Regions from separate parts of the Homo sapiens genome. Here region 1 is linked to region 2. A link is a loop called in an ENCODE intact Hi-C map of the cell type or tissue named here. Cell type or tissue: HCT116. All regions are shown on one strand. Each heading gives the region's core, and the rest is flanking DNA. Links, peaks and the distances in the headings are about the cores only. Region 1 holds the start of CRYGA (crystallin gamma A). Region 2 has its middle 22 kb from the start of CRYGD.

Region 1 (5,380 bases), core at 173-5,172, 60 kb before region 2:
TTTTTCTGAAAATGGTGGTATATTCTCATGTGGGGCTGGGAGACCAATGCAGCGTTTTCCACACTGGGTTTGATTATGGTTCTAAGATTTACCAGTAAGCCTGCAGCTAATTAGGGGGAGGCAAAGGAGGGAATCAGCAACTTGCGGTCCCTGCATGCACTGCTAGGTGTTTAGCTTCATAGGACTTCACCCAGTTTTCTTTTGCCTAGCTCTGCTAGTTATGAGGAAACATTTTTTTCTCGGTAGCTACTGCTGTCTCTCCTTTTACCACCTGCGCGTTTGCCTTACATGCTGCCTGAGGATTTTCACAAATGACATTGTGAATGTGTTGCTAGCTGTGGTCAAATACTCTTTTAGAATCCCTCGGTGGGTCTAAAGCACAAAGGTGTTTGATTTCATCTTCCTACATACATGTGGAATGACAAAAGACAGTCTGGGGTTTGGAGTCTTCCTCCACACTTGCACATCTGAGGAGTACTTCTAAATCAATAAGTTGGCAGCAATGGAGAAGGCTGTTAGGCAGTCACTTGGGTTCAATGAAACAGTGATACTATTGAAAGGAAAAACACAGGCAAATCATCACGCTAATTTTAAAAAATAAAAGCAATGCTAGAAGGAGGGTGGCAGGGGGAGGGGAGTGAAATGTTCCTGTGTATTTTTCTGCTCTTCGAGCCTCTCACAGATTCTCAGGGTTTCTTTTTATTTTTAGCTCAAGAAGTGTTTAATCTCTTGATTAAATATACCTGCTTCCAGTATTTACTGCTTTTCACCAGCACCTCAAAGTCATACATTTAAAGATTGATTTTATTATTTTTTCATCTCATGAAATTGTTATATTTATAATCGAATTTTTTTTTCTGTCTGGCTGAAGATGGCAGATATAATAGAAAATTAAGAAAACAGCAGCAAAAAACAAAATATAACAACATAAAGCTAAGATCTATAATCTTGCCATTCATTGATTACCATGATTGATATGTTGGTATAGTACACACTTCTAATCTTATGTTTTCCCTACATAAATATAGGCAAAATATTTTTATCAAAACCCTATCATACTGATGAAGTCACTTAAGAAATATAATTGTCTTTCAATTAGAGGATTTTCTGTCTGGGATTTTTTTTGTTGCCTCTTCACACTTCAAGTCCTTCTGGAACGCATGTGTTCTCATAAGTGACCTCAGATGGAACCACCAACCTCCATCTCAGCAGTTTCCATAGGCAAACATTGCAGAATGCTGGGCATGTAATGCATTTCTAGTGAGCTGCATAGGATGAGAAGTGTGCCCTTTGTCTCCAAGGTCATAATGGCTCTGCTGACTTTAATACCTTTCACTGGAGCTAGTGAGGACAACTCGAAAATGCCAGAAAGAGAGAGAGCCCACTGCCCCATGATCTCAAATGAAAAAAAAAAGAGAATACAGAAATCCCCCTACGCACCACCCCCAGGTCCCTTTTGTGTTGTTTTTGCCAACACAGCAGCTTCCCTGCTATATATACCAGTTGCCCCTTTGTCCCTATCATACTAGATGCTAATCACCCTCTGTCAACAACCATGGGGAAGGTGAGCCTGTGGAGGTGCTGTGCCATGTCTATTGGGGGTCTGTGGTGTGTGGGGATGTTCCTTCCAGCTGACTGTCTACTGTCACCTTATTTCTACCTCAGATCACCTTCTACGAGGACCGAGACTTTCAGGGTCGCTGCTACAATTGCATCAGTGACTGCCCCAACCTGCGGGTCTACTTCAGCCGCTGCAACTCCATCCGAGTAGACAGCGGCTGCTGGATGCTCTATGAGCGTCCCAATTACCAGGGCCACCAGTACTTCCTGCGCCGAGGCAAGTACCCCGACTATCAGCACTGGATGGGCCTCAGCGACTCGGTCCAATCCTGCCGTATAATTCCTCATGTGAGTCTTGCTTCAACTTGACTGATGTGAAAGCATCAATGATCCATGGCCATCAATTCCTGTTTATAAAAGTCAGTTTGTTCCAACACAGGATGAGTGTTCACAGTAAGAATAGCAAGGCCTGACCCTCAAACATATATAAAAAAAAAAAGTAACAATAATCTCTATTTTTCTTACTTAAGGACATCATTTTAGGGCATGGGAAATCACAACATAGCCTTTAAATTAAACTTGGTAACATCTAGGTGATCCCTAATTTCTACATAAAAGTCACCTTATTCAGTAGTAAAAAAAAAAAAAAAGAAAGAAAGAAAAAAAAGAAAAGTCTATCTAGTTTATCTAGATAATTTTTTTTTTTGAGACAGAACTTCGCTTTCGCTCTTGTTGCCTAGGCTGGAGTGCAATGGCACAATCTCAGCTCACCACAACCCCTGCCTCCCAGGTTCAAGCGATTCTCCCGCCTCAGCCTCCCTTGTAGCTGGGATTACAGGCATGTGCCACCATGCCCAGCTAATTTTGTATTTTTAGTAGAGACAGAGTTTCTCCATGTTGGTCAGGCTGGTCTCGAACTCCCGACCTCGGCCTCCCAAAGTGCTAGGATTATAGGAATGAGCCACTGCGCCCGGCCATGATAATTATTTTTTAATGATGAAAAGTTAACAGACTATGAGATAACAATATAGGTATAATGTATTCTGACTGCATTGGAAATTTTTTTCACTACATTCTAGGACTTACTAGAACCTAGGAAAATATGTTTCAACTTGTGTGGATTTATAATTTCCAGGAGTCATTATCAACTAGTTTCTTATAAATATCAGAGACACACAATTGATTAGGATTTCATAGAACATGGTCCTCATCAAAATGCTGCTTAATCTTTTTTAATCACGTGCAGCATGTATTTACACTTTCTGTTGGCACCAAATTATGTAGTGTGACAAGGAGATTCAAGAATTGAAATCACGGCCAGGCTCAGTGGCTCACGCCCGTAATCCTAGCACTTTGGGAGGCTGAGCTGGGCAGATCACTTGAGGTCAGGAGTTCAAGACCAGCTTGGCCAACATGGTGAAACCCTGTCTCTACCAAAATACAAAACATTAGCCAGGCATGGTGGTGCATGCCTGTAGTCCTAGCTAAGCAGGAGGCTAAGACAGGAGAATTGCTTGAACCCAGGAGTCGGAGGTTGCAGTGAGCCGAGATCATGCCACTGCACTCCAGCCTGGTGACAGAGCGAGACTTCGTCTAAAAAAAAATAAAAAAATAAAAAAACAAATTTAGGCCAGAAAAATTTGCAGATGCGCAAAGAGGTATAAATAAAATAGGCATTTCTCTGGGGCAAGAAACCCAAATGGCACAAGTGACTTGGCAAAATGTCACTTGAAAATACATGTGGACTCAGTGTAAATATAAATCACTGTAAATTATAAGTGCAAAAAGTGACTCAAAAACAAGCTTGATAAGACTCAATTATATGGAGTCAAAATGGAAATGAGAGTTGAAATCCTCACTACAGACTCACTGACTACAATTGTATTGATGATTGCTTACAAAGAACACACTTTTATTCCCTGTATTTTAATGTTTGTTTCTTCCACAACATCTCCAGTTCATTGATCAGGTCAGATTCGTTTTAATATTTTCCCTAATTTGTTAGAATAACAACATTGAAAGTGGGTTCAGGGGAGAAACACTTTATCAACTGGTTTAAAAAACCATGTTTCAAACCAGGTGCAATCCCAACATTTGTAATCCCAACATTTTGGGAGGCCAAGGTGAGAGAATCACTTGAACCCAGGGATTCAAGACCAGCCTGGGCAATATAGTGAGACTCCCTCTCTACAAAAAAATTTTTAAAAATAAATTAGCCGGGTGTCACAGTGCACACCTGTGATCCCAGCTACTTGGGGGGCTGAGGTGGGAGGATTACTTAAGCCCAGGAGGTGAAAGTTGCAGTGAGCAGTGATCCTGCCACTGTACTCCAGCCTGGGCAACACAGCAAGACCTTTATCTCAAAAATAAAATAAAAGCCATGCTTCATGAAGATGCAGACTGATTGTGTCACTTTCGTTGACACCCAAGGATGCATGCTGTTTATTTTTGTTCTTTTGTTTATTGCCATGACAGACCAGCTCGCACAAGTTAAGGCTGTACGAGAGAGATGACTACCGAGGCCTTATGTCTGAGCTCACTGATGACTGCGCCTGTGTTCCAGAACTGTTCCGTCTCCCTGAGATCTATTCCCTCCACGTACTGGAGGGCTGCTGGGTCCTCTATGAAATGCCCAACTACCGGGGGCGGCAGTATCTGCTGAGGCCTGGGGACTACAGAAGGTACCACGACTGGGGGGGTGCAGATGCCAAAGTCGGCTCTTTGAGACGGGTCACCGATTTGTACTAAGCTGTGCCTGCCTTGTTGTGATCCCCATAGAAACATAATAAATATACAAGTTGTGTTCCCTGCACTAAGTGGCTCTTGTTTATCTTTATTTATTTATTTTATAATTTGTTTTGTTATGGAGTCTTGCTCTGTCACCAGGCCAGAGTGCAATGGCGCTATCTCGGCTCACTGCAACCTCCGCCTCCCAGGTTCAATCAATCCTCCTGCCTCAGCCTCCCAAGTAACTGGGATTACAGGCATGCACCACCACACCCGGCTAAGTTTGTAGTTTTAGTAGAGACGGGGTTTCACCGTGTTGGTCGGGCTGGTCTCAAACTCCCGACCTCAGGTGATCCGCCCGCCTCGGCCTCCCAAAGTGCTGGGATTACAGGCGTGAGCCACTGCGCCCAGCTGAAGAGAGGAGCTCTAAAGAGAACTTCCACGTGGAGAAGGGCAAGCCTGCTTCACTAGGCAATCTGGTAGCAAAAGTGTTAAACCAAGAGTTAAACAGCCTACCTCTGCTACTTACTAGTAGAGTAACCAACCCAGCCCAATTTTCCAGGGACTCTCCCAATTTTAGCACTTGAAGTCTTCTATCCCAGAAAGCCCCTCAGTGTCAGGTGAACCCAAATGGTTGGTTACCCCACTTCCTAGCTTATCTCTTTGAGCACGTCACTTTGTACCATCTCTGTGCCTAAATTACCTTACTGAAAACTGTAAGTAATAATAAATTCTTGCTTCACTAAATCCCAGGATAATCACAATGAAATGATGGGAAAAGATTGTGAGCAAATTTTGTTACCTTTAAATTATTATACAAATGTAAGAATTTAATATATCCACAGTGTCTTCTAAAATTCAGTATCACAATGTGGTCACCTTCTGTTGGACTCCAATATGAATTTTTATCAAGACTAAATTACTGAAGACTCTGGCTGGGCACAGTGGCTCACGCCTATAATCCCAGCATTTTGGGAGGCCACAGTGGATGGATTGCTTTAGCCCAGGAGATCAACACTACCAGCCTGGGCGACAACGTGAGACCGTGTCTCTTTTAAAAAAATAATAATAATAAAAATAAAAATAAAGGACT
Region 2 (5,380 bases), core at 97-5,096:
TAAAACCCTCGCATTCTTATTGTCATTCCTCTTGTTTCTATCCATCTGAACTATTCCAATAACATTTTAGGTCAGTTAACCACACCTAGTTCCTTCCAGCTTTCTTTAAACAACAATTTTTTTCCTCTAAAAGCAAAATTAGAATATTGAAAATACAATGTTTTGCAATACAGGTTGCTCCTGTTACTACCAATGGCTAAGGTTATTTGAAGAAACTTTACAATAAAAAGAAAAAGGAAGGGGAGAGGAAGAAAAAAGACAAGAGCTAGCAAGTTGCTGCAGTCATTTAGGCAAGAGAGAATGGTGGCTTCAGGCAGGTTGTAGCATTGACAGAGGTGAGAGGCAGTCGGATCTTGAATATATTAGGAAGGGAGAGCCGACAAAAACTCTGGATGGATTAGATGTGGGTGTGAGAGAGGTTTGGGCTGAGCGGCTATAAGAATGGAGTTGCTCCAACCGATACAGGGAGAACTACCAGGCGGAGTAGGTTTAGGAAAAAATCAGACATCTCGTTTTGGATGAGAAGAGTTTGAAAATATCCATGAATATCCAAGTGGAGTTATTAACCAGGCAGCTGGTTATACTAGCCTGCTCAAGAAAGAGGCGTGGGCTGGAGATCTGTGTTTCCAAATCATTAGACAGTAGGTGGTATTTAAAGTCCTAAGTTTGGATAGGATCACCAAAGGACTGTGTGTAGGTGTAGATGGAGAAGTCCCTGGGGCACCCCAGTTTTAAAGGCACAAAGCAAAGAAGAATGTATGCATCAGGAAGGGCTAACTCCTCCAACAAATGATGCCAAATGTTCAGCGACTTAGAGGTTGCAGTGAGCTGAGATCGCGCCATTGCACTCCAGCCTGGGCGATAAGAGCGAAACTCCATCTCAAAAAAAAAAAAAAAAAAGTTCAGCAGCTTAACATGATGAAAATATATCTTTCATTTAAAACAATAAATTAATTTTAAAAAACTCATGTTTTTTCTTGATGATAACTTCTTAGCCAGTTTTTTAGAACCCAGAACATAGAGGTCAGCAAGAACAATGCCAACACAATTAGTTAAATGGAATCAAAGTATTGTTTTCGATCATTTTTTATTTTTTGTCCATTGTACTAGAAAGTACTACCTACCAGGTAATCAAAAAATTTTTGAAAACTGAATTGAATACTAAAAAATATCATGCTGCCTATACACCCATATTTAGAATTATTAAGAAAGAGAATAAGATTTTGAAGCTTTAGTAAGTAAAACAACAAAAGCCAGGCAAACAATCAACTCCCTAGAGGAAGTCAGGGCAGCCTTTCTCCAGCAGGCATGCAAGCCATGAGAATCAGCTGGGCAGCTTTTAACGCAGACTCCCAGACCTCCTGAATCAGCAACCTTCAAGGAGCGCCCTGTGCATCTGTGAGGCTTAACCAGCTCTCCTGGGAAGGGTTATGATGTGGAACATTTGGGACCCACTGAATACAAGCCTTTCTTCTCAAAGTGTGGTCCAAAAACCAGTAGCACAGGGCATGCGCTGGGAACTTGTCAGAAAAGCAGAATCTCAGGCCTCACTCCAGACTTGCTGCCTCGGATTTTTATTTTATTTTATTTTATATTTTATTTTATTTTATGACAGGTTTTCACTCTGTTGCCCAGGCTGGAGTGCAGTGGTACAATCACAGCTCACTGCAGCCTCGAACTCCTGGGCTCAAGCGAGCCTTCTGCTTCAGCCTCCTGAGTAGCTGGGCCTACAGGGGTGCATCACCACACCTGACTTAAACAATTTTTTTTGTGGAGATAGGCATCTCCCTATGTTGCTCAGGCTGTTCTTGAACTTTTGGCCTAAGGGATCCCTCTGCCGTGGCCTCCCAAAGTGCTGGGATTACGGGCATGAGCCACCACACTCAGCGGCCTCCCAAAGTGCTGGGATTACGGGCATGAACCACCACACTCAGCCACCCATGGAGCTTTCTAAAAATGCTGATGCCTGGGCCCCACTGAGACATTAATTCTTTTTTTTCTTTTTTCTTTTTTTTTTTTTTTTTTGAGACGGAGTTTCACTCTTGTTGCCCAGGCTGGAGTAAAGTGGTGCGACCTCGGCTCACCGCAATCTCCGCCTCCTGGGTTCAAGCGATTCTCCTGCCTCAGCCTCCCAAGTAGCTGGGACTACAGGCACCTGCCAGCACGCCTGGCTAATTTTTTGTATTTTTAGTAGAGACGAGGTTTCACTATGTTGGCCAGGCTGCTGGTCTCGAACTCCTGACCTCGTTATCTGCCCACCTTGGCCGAGACCTTAATTCTGAAAATAATTACACAATTTTCAAATAATTTCTCTCCTCTGATTTACATTTTACTTAGGTATACTATTTTACTTATTTATTTTGGATATCCAAATATCCCTAATATTTAATAATGATAAAGCTTTATTGGAAAACAAGATTTGGATCCAGGACCAAGATGGGACTTATTGCTTCTTTCCAAATCAAACTAACCACCATCCACAGGCAGAGCAACTATGGATTGCAAATATTCTTTCCTGGGCCAGGACCTGGCCTGGTGACAGAGTCAGGCAGTGAACGTGGCGTGGACAGATGGCCCCAGCAGAGAGAGCCACAGAGACCCAGTGATGGTAACGAGGGGGCTATGACCCATTCCAAACTGAACTTTCTGTTGATTAGGCCACTGAACCATCTAAACACCCGGGAGACATTTACCTTGCTTAGGAACAAGATCATGAGACTATGAGGTCTACACAACTCAGCTGTGCTTAAATTCACCATCAGTGGAATTTATTATTAACAAGTGTTTCCATTCATGATTCGTGAATCTCCTTTTTCTTTGTACTCTGCTTCTCACATCTTCCTTTATTTTTGATTTGTGACTCTACTATTTCTTTTTCTTTTTTTAAGCAAAGAGTTGGAAGCCTTCTGTGCCACACAGAGACTAAATGGATAAAAATTCCTAAGTGCCAACTGTTTAAAGTAGCTTCCATCCCTTCCATTTAGAAAATGCTTTTATTTAGTCTGGATAAGAGCTCCACCCTGTGCTGGCCAGAAGGAAGGCAAGTATGATTTAAAAGCCTCACAAATAGAGATTATTCTGCACTTTTAAAATATGCTCAGCTATGCAGTATATATGCAGGTTAATCTTATAATTCAGCCAGTGGTTATTAAGCAAATATAAATTGTTTGAGATCTTTGTGACACATCCTAAGCATTTCCTAAGAGATAGTGAAGAGAGGCATGCCAATTGGTCTTGAGTTAGCCCCAGTGGGTGTGGCCTTTTTGAATGGACAATCCAGCATCTACACTGTGCTTTTTAAAAGAGCTCTGTGTCGGCTGGGAGAAGTGGCTCACACCTGTAATCCCAGCATTTTGGGACGCCAAGGCGGGAGGATCACCTGAGGTCAGGAGTTCTAGACCAGCCTGACCAACATAGCGAAACCCCGTCTCTACTAAAAATACAAAAAATTAACCAGGCATGGTGACTCGTGCCTGTAGTCTCAGCTACTTTGGAGGCTGAGGCAGGAAAATTGCTTGAACTGGGAAGTGAGGCTGCAGTGAGCCGAGATTGTTCCACTGCACTCCAGCCTGGGTGACAGAGTGAGACTCCATCTCAAAAAAATAAATAAACAAAAAAATAAAAGATCTCTATGTCTTCTTCCTCCATTTCTCAACGTCTGACAGGCCCACATGTAATTTATGAAACATTGAGTTCATGAATAAAACAGACCCCACATCCGTGTTCAAACATTTCCTCCACTTCATCTTCAAGCTCAATCTCTGTGGTTTCTCTCAACGAACTGTTTAATATCCTGTACATTTTTTTCTTACCATTATTCATGAATAGTTTTTCTTTTACAGAAATCTTAATCTCTTTTATTTAAAAAAAAAATGGATACCTATTCCAAACATTGTTTGGCTGACTTCCACTGTTCTTCCTTCTCTCTCTAAGTGTCTACAGACCTATAAAGCTATCCTCATCCCCCTCATCTTAAGCTATCTCAAATCAATCTGATTGTATTCAGAGATAATGGAGAGTGTGCAGTGTTATTCCTCTACTGCCCATTTCTGCATTTGAAAGCCACCAACTTGACTCTAAAAATAACACCTGGCTGGGCACAGTGTCTCACACCTGTAATCCTAGCACTTTGGGAGGACAAGACAGCCAGATCACTTGAGCCCAGGAGTTCCAGACCAACCTGGACAACATGGCGAAACCCCATCTCTCCAAAAAAAAAAAAAAAAAAAAAAAAAAAAAACGCAAAAAAACCGCAAAGAAAAAAAATTAAAATAACACCCAAGCTATGCACCTCCAGGTTGCTTCGAATATTTCCCTTAAGTGATGTTTGTCTTTCTGCCTTGTGAAAGTTGTCAGAATCAGCCGGATGCAGTGGCTCACACCTGTAGTCTCAGTACTTTGGGAGGCTGAGGCGGGTGAATCACGGGAGGTCAGGAGTTTAAGACCAGCCTGGCCAACATGGTGAAACCCCGTCTCTACTAAAAATACAAAAAAAAATGTAGCCGGGCCTGGTGGTGCATGCCTGTAGTCCCGGCCACTCGGGAGGCTGAGACAGGAGAATCACTTGAACCCAGGAGGCAGAGGTTGCAGTGAGCCGAGATCACACTATTGCACTCCAACCTGGGTGACAAGAGCAAAACTCAGTCTCAAAAAAAAAAAAAAAAAAAGAAAAGAAAAAGAAAGTTGTCAGAATCAAACTAGAGTGACCAAGTATAAGAAAATGAAACCCTGACAAATAGGGACAGGGAAGGTTATGAAGAGAACATTCTTGTGCTTATATGCTTGATAACAAAAAACTATCACAAAAGACTCTGCAAAAACCACAACCTTGCACACAGAACATTGCAACCTTATATAAAAAATACTTCTGCAAAGACATCTGCCCAGCAACTGCCTGTCCAACCTCGGACGGGTGTCACCCTCGTTAACGATCTTTGTAGCCAAGGATAATTATTTCAAAACAATTATGCAATCCTCCTCATTTTTTCCTTTGAAAACCTTTGTCTTCTTTTACCTCCCTGAATATGCACATAGTTTACTGTGGCACGCATATTCCCATTGCAATGCTTCATTCCCAAAGAAATATCATTTACTTTTAGAGAGTCCCTCTCTGTTACTTAGGTTGACAGTCTGAACCCGCGTACTCCCAGCTGACTCTGGTATAGAAGATGGGAATTCAGAACTGTTGATATAGCTCACAAATACCGTTTATGTTCTCATACCTTTGGGGCTTTATGTACCACATGAAAGGAAAGCACTGCAAATAAACCCAGATCCCAAAGCCCTATGCGGTCACCAGACTCTGGCTTTGAAGCATACCCTTTCCTGGTACATATACACAATGGAATACTATTCAGCCGTAAAAAAGAATGAGATCCTG

The links. Peaks named below come from ENCODE experiments on the same cell type or tissue, not always from the same donor. Only the 100,000 strongest peaks of a DNase experiment are listed, where the experiment ranks them.
Region 1: it touches region 2 in a loop (2.1-fold over the local background); 12 of 110 quality-filtered maps call a loop at or near these places.

The regions. Positions count from the first base shown.
Region 1 is chr2:208,159,732-208,165,111 of GRCh38, reverse strand. It overlaps CRYGA (crystallin gamma A), which reads left to right and starts at 1,523. Exons shown (of 3, transcript NM_014617.4): 1 at 1,523-1,564; 2 at 1,666-1,908; 3 at 4,036-4,372. The coding sequence starts at 1,556. The coding sequence ends at 4,308. In HCT116, for the core only: no CTCF peak of the experiment used is centred there; no DNase peak of the experiment used is centred there.
Region 2 is chr2:208,099,784-208,105,163 of GRCh38, reverse strand. No RefSeq gene overlaps it. Among named protein-coding and RNA genes, the nearest start is that of CRYGD, 22 kb to the left of the region's middle. In HCT116, for the core only: a CTCF peak has its summit at 3,050; DNase peaks (open chromatin) are centred at 3,003 and 3,253.